Regions from separate parts of the Mus musculus genome. Here region 2 is linked to region 1. Evidence: chromatin loops called from intact Hi-C (ENCODE). Cell type or tissue: left cerebral cortex. All regions are shown on one strand. Each heading gives the region's core, and the rest is flanking DNA. Links, peaks and the distances in the headings are about the cores only.

Evidence for each region. A loop is a pair of places that touch in the nucleus more often than their neighbours do. Peaks named below come from ENCODE experiments on the same cell type or tissue, not always from the same donor. Only the 100,000 strongest peaks of a DNase experiment are listed, where the experiment ranks them.
Region 2: a loop joins it to region 1, with 2.0 times the contacts of the local background. A loop is called at or near these places in 12 of 42 quality-filtered maps.

What each region holds. Positions count from the first base shown.
Region 1 is chr11:74,647,264-74,652,733 of GRCm38, forward strand. It overlaps Cluh (clustered mitochondria (cluA/CLU1) homolog), which reads left to right and starts at 2,241. Exons shown (of 26, transcript NM_001081158.3): 1 at 2,241-2,431. The coding sequence starts at 2,332. In left cerebral cortex, for the core only: no CTCF peak of the experiment used is centred there; DNase peaks (open chromatin) are centred at 2,115 and 2,615; H3K4me3 peaks cover 2,324 bases; H3K27ac peaks cover 1,526 bases.
Region 2 is chr11:74,767,639-74,773,108 of GRCm38, forward strand. Mettl16 (methyltransferase like 16) reads left to right here and starts at 3,225. Exons shown (of 10, transcript NM_026197.3): 1 at 3,225-3,346. In left cerebral cortex, for the core only: a CTCF peak has its summit at 612 (motif pointing left); DNase peaks (open chromatin) are centred at 600 and 3,185; H3K4me3 peaks cover 1,484 bases; H3K27ac peaks cover 1,035 bases.

The DNA.
Region 1 (5,470 bases), core at 93-5,092:
ACAGTCTTGCAGCCTTGCACAGGACATTGCTTGGAGCTTTCCAGGTCAGCAACTGCACACACACACACACACACACACACACACACACACACATACTCACTCACTCACTCACTCACTCACTCACTCATATACACATGTGCGTACATGCCATATATACATACATATAATTAAAAGTAAAAACAAAAGCACAGGGCTCAGTTAGTAAAGTACAAAGCCAGGCATAAGGATAGTCCCCTACAATTCCAGCACCCAAGATGGAAACTGGAGAATTCCTCAGATTTGTTAGCTAGCCAGCCAGCTTAGCTAACTGCTGAGCTCCAAGTTCAGTGAGAGTGTGAGAGAGACCTTACTTTAAGAAATAAGGTGAGGTGAAGGACATGCACTCACTCACACACACACACACACACACACACACACACACACACACACACACAATAAAAATGTAGTAAAGGCAAGAACACACAAACATGTATCTACACACAGCAAAACACCTGAGATTCAGCAAGATGATAGTGATTTGCTCAAGTTCACTACAAGAGACAGGTACGGGTTCCTAGGGACTGACTTCCAGTCCACTTCGATGTCAGGTCCACACACACCTTGCTTGCCTGCCTTTTGTTTGTTTGTTTGTTTGTCTGTTTGTTTGTTGTGTGTTTTCTTGAGACTGGGTCTAGCCAGGAAGCCCAGGCTAACCTTAAACCCTTTATATTCTCTCCTTGCCTTCTGAGTGCTGGGATGACGGATGGAAACACTGAGCCAGGTTCCTGCTGCCTGATTTCTATGTGCACCCAGCAATAAGGTCTTGGTCATTCTTCCAACTTCCTTGTGCAATAGCCTGAAATCACTTCTCCTTAGTCCTGCTCAGTTCTCCTTTGCCCTCACATAACAGTCAAGAGGATCTTTCTGACACATACATTTCTCTCCTCCCTCTCCCTTCAATGGAGGGTTCCTTCTTCTTTTGGCTTCAGTTCTCATCATCACATGTGCTCTAGGGGCAAACTGAACTTCCTATGTATTCTATTCTGACAGTGTGTTACTATGTAGCCCAAGCTGGTCTCCAAATTCAGGTCCTCCAGCCTTTACCTATCAAGAACTGGGATTGCAGGCCCTTGTGGTCACACTAGATCTCTAAAAGGAAAGCAGATTTAACTTTCCTTTGCAATGTATACAAGGGTGTATGTAGACCGCTCCCATCTCAGCCTCAGATTGCCAGGGTCCATTAAATCCTAGCAAGTGTAAAGACTGTGTTTAGTGTTTCACAAAGGGCTTTTCCACCTGTGCATGGAAGGCTTACCCTGTCCCCTCTCTGCCTGAACATAACTGTCTGGATAGACCTGGTTTCAATATCACCTGAGACTAGGGTTGTCTCTCAGCAGTAGACACCTTTACCATGCCAGAGGTCCTGAATTTAATACTCAGTAGGGCACACACAAGAAAAGTACCCCCCCTCCCCCAGCAATCATGGACCTCACTCCTTATTCCCCACCCAACCAAAAGAACTGAAAAATAGATAACAACTATAGTAAGGATCTATTTATTGGTCTAAATCTGAACTTGTTCTGTGACTTTGGCCCTCATTGTCCTTCACTGTAAACCAAGATAGTGGCCTGGAAGTGAGTGAGTGTGTGTGTGTTTTACACAGATAGGGGAGGAGCCCATGGTGCTGAGTCCAAGTTTTCATAGTCTGTTTCTGACACTTTATGCATATTTGCAACCTGCACACCTTCCTCAATAATCCACACTTGATCTTAGCCAAAAGGCCTAGAAGCGATCTTCCTCAATAATCCAAATACACTCTAGACCCTTCCCTTCAGTAGGAAAGAGCCCACTCGGTGAGGAGGATACAGAGGGTCGTGATAACAAAGCTGCTTTAGAACGACGCGGTCTTTTGGCAGATGCTCAATAAGAAGCAGAGGGTCATTGGGGGAGGGGGAATAGGGAGCGAAGGCAGTCCTAGACAAGTCTCCACCCAAGGTCACGGCGCCCGCCCAACGGGCGGCGAACCTAGGAAACGTCTCCCGGAAGCCCCGCCTCACCAGGGGGCCGAGGCCTCTCCCCTTTGAGCCCGGACGCGTTGCCTTTAAGGCTTTGAAAGAGTCACTGAATCTGTGAACTGACTACGGAGTGCTCGGTGTTTTGTCCCTCGTCGTCTGCCGTGGGCAGGCCGGGCGCGAGGGCGGGGTAGGGGAGCGGCGGCGGGGTCAAAGGCTAAAGCGCGCACCACGTGGGCCGGTGACTCCGTCCTTCCCGCAGCGGCCGTGGCGCGCAGGGCACTTGGGTTAGTGGCGCGGCGTGCGGCGCGGACAGGCGAGCCGGACGCCTGCTCCCGCCATGGTCATCAAGACGGACGAGTTGCCGGCGGCCGCCCCGGCCGACAGCGCCCGGGAGCACGGCTCGCAGGCCGGCGGCAAGGGGCGGCCGAACGCGGCTGGTGAGTGAGTGGGCCGGGGGCAGGGACAGCTGGGCTAGAGCCCGGGCCGAGTCCGGCCGGAGGGCTCGGGACTCGGTGGGAACAACCGTCTTCCCTCCGCGTCAGTGTGGGCGGTGCACTGGGCCGCCCCCGCCCTGAAGGTCACCTTCAGTGGCACCCCCGGCTACGGCCTGGACTTCGCACGTGGGGACCGTGGAAGGGCATCCACGGCGGACACACTCGCGCAAGATCGCGGGGACACGTGCGCGCACACGCGGTTTGGTTTCAGGGTGCGCCGCCGCCGCAGACCGATGGAATCGGCGGCCCCACCCCCTCCGCGCCCCTGCTTGGGGAGCTCTTGGGGCTGGGGGCAGTGACACTTGCGGCCCTGCCACCTTCTGGTTCTCTTGTCCTAGACGTTCCTGTGCGGCAGAGCTGCAGCACTGTGAGTGAGGCTCAGTTTGGAGCTGCCCAAACTTGGACTATGGGAAGAGCGCAAGTTGGGGTGTGTGTGTGTGTGTGTTATTGGGGTGGGTTGTCTCTGGTACATTCTTAGAGACAAGGGCTTAACCCCAAGTCATCAGGCTGTGGTCTCAATTCTTTTAGTTACTGGCCTCCACTTGATCAGGGGTTTGGGGTCCTGCCTGTGTGTGGGCAAAGCCTAGCTGTTTGTCAGGGGGAGGTGTTTGTGCCTGAACTTGATCATTAACCTGCCTTATTGCGAAAAGTGGGTCAGACTAGAGCTGCTGTTTTTTTAAGGCAAAGGTCATTAGTGTGGAGTGGAGCGCCCAGCTCTCCCCCGTGGGGGCTGTGTGGTGGTGGCTTTGGGAGTGGCAGAGGCTTGTCTAGGGGTGGGGCCTACTTCTCTTGTACTTAGCCTGTGCCCTTTCTGTTAGTTTTTTACCAAGTCTCAGGCTCCAGCCTTGAAACTGGAAACCCCTTCCTAGGGCCTCCTCACTTTTCCTCAGAGCCAGCCTGGTCCTTTCTACCCAGGATGCCAGTGAGTGCAGACCCTCTTTATCTCTCTTTTCCTCAGCTCATCTCCTTATTCTTCCCAGCTCCGGTGAGCAGACTAAGGCTAACACGGGAGTAAGGATGGCCCTAATGGGCCTAGCACTTGCTAGACTGTTATCCATCACAGTGGACTTACCTTGCCCAAGACAAGGCCTGAGTTGTACCCAAGCACAAGAAGTGCTGAAAAATGTCGTGGCTCTGAATCCATGGGCAGGCTGGGTAAGAGAAGGTTAGAGCTGCCTGTTTCCCCTCCATCAAAGAGATCTGAAGAGATATGAAGCAGCTTGTCCAAGGTCATAGTGATTTCATTGTCCAGGGAAGCATTTGGATTTCCAGTTTACGGCTAGCATGCCAAGTCTACCCCAGCCCAGCCTAGAGGAAGCTGAGGTGGGCATGCTGGGTTATTATGTATGTGATTCAGGGGATTTAGGAACTGGAATGGTAGTGGAGGATTTTTGATGAATGAAGCTCCCTTAACTATATGCTAAGGGACTCTTGGGTGTGTGTGTGTGTCAGGGGGTGCTGGGTTGGGGTCAGAGCATAGTTCTTCATCTTGGGGACACACAGGACTTTCTACTTGGTAGGATCTTGGCTTCTGTGTCCCAGAAAACTGGTATAGATAACAGACTATCCGGCCATCTTGGATCTGTTCAAAAGAAGAAAGACATAAATGGAGCCTGTGTCGTGTTTGTCCTGCTCCCCCTGCCCTCCCCCACCCATCTGCTATCCCATGGTAAGGTTTCTGCATGGGTATCAAAGTGTAGCCCCTGACCCACAGCCCCTCTTTCTAGAGCTCTCCAGTACCTTTGAGGAGGCGATCGAGGCAGGCCAGGGACAGTTACCTTAAGAATAAAGTAACTTTTAGGGGTTAAGAGAACAGGCAGGTTTTTCAAGTTCACAGTGGTGTGTCAGGTTCCTTCTGTACAGGGGAGGGCTCCCTGAGTTGGGCGTGGAAACTGAAGGGGACTTGGCAGACGAGGGGAGAATTTAGGGGCTTATAAGCTCTCCAGCAGGATCTTAAAGCTCTTTTTGGGTGGTGTCTGAGAAGACACTTGGACCTTGAAGACCTATTTCTGGTCTGGGGAAACAGGAAGGAGGCAAGCAGGATCTTCCATAAGCTGTCTCTCTGCCTCTGTCCTCTTGTCTTGAAGCCCTGGGTTCAAGGATGGGGCAGTGTATCTTTTGGAGTTCGACTTCCTGTTCTGCCCCTACCTGCTGATTCCTTAGCTAGGGTGTGGCCTGGCCCTGGCATAGTCTCTGAAGATGCTGTCAGACTGGAGTGGCATACAGAGACTACTTGTGGTTACTCAGACCCCTTTGTAACTCCTGCCTGTGACCATCTCTGGCTAGGGGAGTGCTGTCTAGGCCTAGGAAGGCTGTGTGTTGTCTTTCCGCTCGGATCTCTCCTAGAGACTGTAGGTGGAGGTTAGCAGTGTACTAAGTGCCATTTAGGCAGTTAGTCCCATTCTGCAGAGGATTGCCTTTTTATTTCACTTCCCTAAAACCTAGGTCTTCAAAGACCTCTAGGATCTGAGTGCAAGGGAGTAGAGACTTGGGTCATCTATGGCCTCATGCACCACCTGGACTGAGTCCTTAGGCTTCCAGGGGAAGGCACTGCTGTAGCCTGGTCTCTTGGGGAGAATGGCAATAGACCTTACTCTAAAAGTAGCGTGCAGAGGTTGGGTTTGGAACTTCGACACACATCCCTTTTCCTAGACTTAGCTTCACAGCCTTTTGCCTCTGTGACCTTGGACAGCTCACTTATAAGCTGTGTGGAGCTTTAGTTTCCTTGAATGAGATGGGATAGTTGATTTGAATATGGTCCTTCTGGGGAGATGGCCTCAAGTGAGCACTGGCTTAACGTTAACTTGAGTGAGACTCCTTTAGCATTGTTACCAGGCTGCCTGCTCCCCTCCCAGGATTAGGGTGTGTTTGAAGAGGGGGTTAAAAGGGATGGAGCTCTATCTGGATCTGACCCTTCTTGCCTCAGGTCATAGTGTGAGGCTCAGAACCTGTTAGGGCTGAAGAGAAGCCAACGGTCTGCTT
Region 2 (5,470 bases), core at 220-5,219, 120 kb after region 1:
CTCTGGAGATTTCTGCATAATGAGTTCCCCAGGTGACACGCGCAGGCGCACATTCCGATTTGGGAGCTGCTGCTCTGGGGATTGTTAGAACAGAAGCCAGGCCAAGGTCATCTCCAGGCAGTTTCAGTCACCCTTCCAACAGCTCTTCCAAGAATGAGACAACCTCTATCTACTGCTGTTGCCTCTCCTAGGGCAATAAGGACAGAGAAACTGAAAAGACCTGATTGTCAATACAAGCCTGTTCAGTTATAAAGTGGGAACATTTCCCAATGGAATACATTTTTTTTTCTCCTGAGACAGGGTTTCTCCCTGTGTGTAGCCCTGGTTGTTGTCCTGGAACTTGCTCAGTTGACCAGGCTGTCCTTGAACTCACAGAGATCCATCTACCTTTGCTTCCCAAGTGTTGGTATTATGTGTGCTACCATTGCCTAACTTATTTCTCTTTCAAATCTTTTTAAAAATTTATTTTAGGGGCTGAAGAGATGCTCGGCAGTGAAGAGCACTGACTGCTTTTCTAGAGAACTCCAGGTTCAATTTTTAGCACCTGAATTGCAGTTTGCAACTGTCTGTAACGCTAGTTCCAAGGCGGATCCCACACCCTCTTCTGGCCTTCAGGAGTATTGCATGCATGCGGCGTACAGACAAATGCAGCAAACACCCATACATACAAAAGTAATAGACAAAATACTCAAAAATATTCTTTTAAAGTTATCATTTTCTTTCTCTTTTTTTTTTTTTTTTTTTTTGGTTTTTCGAGACAGGGTTTCTCTGTGTAGCTCTGGCTGTTCTGGAACTCACTTTGTAGACCAGGCTGGCCTCGAACTCAGAAATCTACCTGTCTCTGCCTCTCAAGTGCTGGGACTAAAGGTGTGTGCCACCACGCCCAGCTTATCATTTTCATTTATGTGTGCAGGTGTTTTGGCTGCATGTATTTCTGTGCATCACTTGTGTGCCAGAGACAATGGGTCCCCTGCAGCTGGAATTACAGACAGGTCTGAGCTGTCCCATGGGTCCTGGAAATTGACTCTGGGTCCTTTGGAAGAGCAGACAGCGCTCATAACTGTGGAGCCACCTCTGCAGCCCCATTTTTCTAAAATATCTATTTTATTTTGAATTATATGTGTGTCTCTGTGTTCTGGTATATGCATGTGAGTATGGTGTCTGAGGAGGCAAGAAGAGGGTGTCAGACACCCTGGAGTGTCAGATACCGTGGAATGTGAGTTATAGGTGACTGTGAGCCACCTACCCACATCCACAAATCTATCAGGGTTTTTTTTTTCAAATCTTCAGTTACAAAAATCTTTAAACACTAATTTGTGTGAGTGTATGGCATAGGCGTGCATGTACACATTTGTGGAAACCAGAAGAGGCCATTGAATGGCCTCTATCGTTGTCTCCCTACTCCTTTGAGGCAAAGTCTGTCTGTGAGCGTGCAGCTTATACTTTTCTTTTCTTTAACGAATAAGCCCCAGGTGTGCCTTGCTCCTTATGTGGAGACTGGGGTCCAAATTCTGGTCTTCATGATTGTCCATCAAGTGTCTCGACAGCCCACATTTTATGGCTATGCTAATTTATCTACCCATAAATCTACACATCTATCTACCCATAAATCTATACATCTATCATAAATCTATACATCTATCTATCTATCTATCTATCCATAAATCTATACATCTATCTACCCATAAATCAATCTATCTATCTATCTATCTATCTATCTATCTATCTATCTATCTATCTATCTATCTATCTCTTCTTTGTGGTGTTAGTTTACACAGGCCTTTGCATTCTACCACTGATCTAGTGGTACACTGCCGCTTTGGCTTTTTGAGCAAGGTCTCATGTAGACCAGGGTGGCCTGGAACTTGATAGACAGTATAGGATGAACTCATACTCCAGCTTCAATATCCCAAATGCTTGGATTTACAGGCCTATAACACCATACTTAGGGTTAAATGAAGGAAAAATTGGGGGTAGGGCAATTGGGGGGGTATTAGCATAGCTAATAAAGTAGCCAAGGTCAGTGTGGTCTTGGTCCTGTTCTGCTTGGTCTGCAAGGTGGAGGGAAGCAACTGGGCTCCCTGAAGACAACTGTTCCTTCTGCAGCACATAGCTTCGTCTATGCAGGTAATTGCCCTCAGTGAGTACAGAGGAGGCATTCCCGTCCTTTGAGGCCTAGCATTGCTCTATAAAAGTATTTCTTGATCAGTCCTACTGTTCCAGGAATTCCAGGTGACTGACACAGACAATCTGAAAACACCCTTTGGCCAATCTGGAACAGAACATCGTACAAAACTGACAACGAAATGCCTATTGGTGGGGAGGCAGAGGCATTTCTGAGTTCAGATTTCTGAGTTCAAGGCCAGCCTGGTCTACAAAGTGAGTGCCAGGACAGCCAGGGCTACACAGAGAAACCCTGTCTCGAGCAAACAAACAAACAAACAAACGCACGCCAGGATTTTATCCTTTTGCTTCGTGAGTCCAGATTCAATGCTTTTTTTAGCCAAATCAGTTTCTTTAAAAAAAAAAAATAGAATTTAAAAAGAGGTTTACCTTTATGTGTATGGCTGTTTGCCTCCATGTTTGTGCACCACGTGCACGTGTGCCTTCCAGAGGGCACTTAGGGACTAGAGTTACAGCTGGTTTCGAGTCACCATATTGGGGCTGGGACTCGAACCTGGGTCTTTTGTTAGGGTAGCCATTTCCCCGTCCCCTATCCCACCCAAAACAGTTTCTAAGTACCAGTTATTTACCCATCTCACAGGTTTATCTGTAACTACTGTGTCATCACACAGATTTGCTGTGCACTTAAGTGTTAATTGCCATCAAACCCATCTAGCCTTCCTATTTCCTGTCCAAGACTAGATTTAGTACTATTTAGTAAGGCTGGGGAGAGCTGAAGAAAGCTACATTCAAAACAAAGGAAAACAAACGTTTACAACTTGGTGGGGTAGCCCATCCCTGTAATCCCAGCACCCAGAAAGGCCAGGGGAGGAGGGTAGTTCCAAGTTCCTGGCCGGGCTCCATCACATAGCTGCATGCCAGCGGACTAGTGAGGTCTTCTCCATCCGCTAACCTAAGAAGACTCCCGGCCGACCACACCCCCAAACCTGGGTGAAAACTCACCGCCGTCTCCAAGTATCGCGATAGTTCCTTCTTTCTTTAGGCTAAGTCAAAAGTCTCGCGAGAGTAGTCTGTCCAGTCACGGCGCGGATTGGCTGCGCAAGATGGCGGCGCGCTTGGAGCGTAGCATCTGCGTTTCCAGGAGCTTGGCTGTGTGAGTGGTGTGGGCTTGGTGATTGCGGGCCTGTCCGCACTCCGTCCGCCTGCTCCATTGGCCTGCGAGGTGCGTGGTTCAAAAATCTCTTATCCGGTTGCGCACAAGGATCGCCTAAGAAGCGGCTCACCTGCTTTTCTCCTCCGGTTCTCGGATCCTTGGGGGCTTACCGCTGGGTCAGAAGCCGGGGACCCGGGCGGGTGTGCGCGAAGGCCGGCGGTAGGTGGGAGGAGCTGGAGGAGAGATGGCCTCGTCCCTCGCCTAGGCCAATGCTTAGAGAGCGCTGAAACCCAGGGGAAGAAGGTGTGGATGAGCCGGGGAAGTGGCGGAGGAGAAGTCAAGTTTGTGAGGTGGGGGCGTGAAGAGAAAACGGAAGTGTTGGGGTCTAGGTGGGAGACATCTGTTGAGTTTTCTGTTCCTCCTAAAAACTTAAAAAAAACAAACCCACAAAACAGTTTGTAGGTGTAGGTGTTTTGCCAGCCTGGACGTCTGTGCAGCACGTGCACAGTGCAGGCAGAGGCCAGAAGAGGGTTGTGTCATGGCACTAGGTGAGCAGCCATACGGGTGCTGGGAATCGAGCCCTGGTCCTTTGGAAGACCAGCTGGTGCTCTTGAACGCTGGTCTGTCTCTATTGCCTCCATAGTTTGACATCATAAAAGCCAAATTTAGAGTATCCTATAAGCTTCAGTTTTAGAAGAAATGATGTGTGAAGAGATAAAGGCCAAGAGAAACCCAGGAAACATGAAGTTTTAAAGAGGAAAGAAGGCTGGCCTAGAGGTCTTTTGGGTTTTGGACTCGCTCCGATGAGCCTTTTTTTGTTATTGTTGAGACTCAACTGGGCTGCCCATTCAGAAAGAGAATGCTGTGTGTGTCTCACACAGATGGAAAGTATTTCATAGTTATTTCCTTTATTTTCTTTGGTGTTGATGACTGAGCCCAGGCCTTGCACGTGCTAGACACATGCTCTGTCACTCGGAGCTAGATCTCCTGGTGACTTCATATTCTTCCCAGTCAACCAACAGTTGAGTGCCTCCCCTTACAGGCCCTATTTTGAGTATTGGGGTACAGCAGGGAACAAATATGTTCCCTCATGAAGTTTACTGGTAGGGAAGGTTTTTTTTTTAATTAAAGCAAATGTGTGGGGAATGCCAAGTGAGTAAATTTCAAAGACAGAAGGTGGGCGGGAGGCTGGAGAGATGGCTCAGTGGTTAAGAGCACTGACTCTTCTTCCTGAGGTCCTGAGTTCAATTCCCAGCACCCACATGGTGGCTCATGACCATCTGTAATGGGGTCTTATGCCCTCTTCTGCTGTGTCTGAAGACAGCTACAGTGTACTCATATACAAAAAATAAATAAAAGCTTAAAAAAAAGAAAAATAAAGTGTGCGTTCCAGTCACTGAATGTTTTAGTGACTTGCTCAAGAAGATATAAATAAGATGGCATTTGACCAAAGGCTTAAAGGTGGGGATATGTTCAGTGTCTGTACACTTCACTGGGGAGTGTAAGCCATGCCACCTGAGCGGCAGCAAGTGCCAGTCCAGTGTGGTGGTGCAAGCTGGAATCACAGCACTCAGAGGACATGGGATTCTAGACTACTAGCCTTGCCTACAGAGTGGGTTCCCAGTGAGCCTGGGCTACTGGAGACCTTGTCTAACAGCAAGAACAAAAAGACAAGTACAGCTAGTCCTGAGGCACTTGATTGGGCAATGGCTCTTAGGCCAGTGTGGGAGGAACAGAGTAAACTGGTGCTAGCAGACATTCACTTAACTTTGAGGAATGGGGTGGATAGGCAGATAGAAATCCAGAAGTTAGTCATCTCGGGTGTAGCAGTCCTTGATAGAGCACATGTGAGATACTGTGTTAAATTCCCAGTTGAAAAAAATTTTTTTAACAAAAGTTAAAGAATCAAACGGAGTGACTTTGTTGAGTATGTCTGTTATGACCTGAATGGATAGTGTAGAAAAATGAACGGAATTGGCCAAGGTTGTAATTGAACTTGGGTCACATGTTCAGAGTACGTGCCTGTAAACTCTGTCCTCTTTAATGTGCTGCAGAGTCCTAGTGCATCAGTATCTCTTGGACTTGTTAGAGAAGGGCCTACTTTTTGTCCGGCATTACATGGAAGAAAACCATTACCCTCTGATATTCTTGGGGCCTGGGGACTGCCCTTGGTTTATGCTTTTTACTCCTATG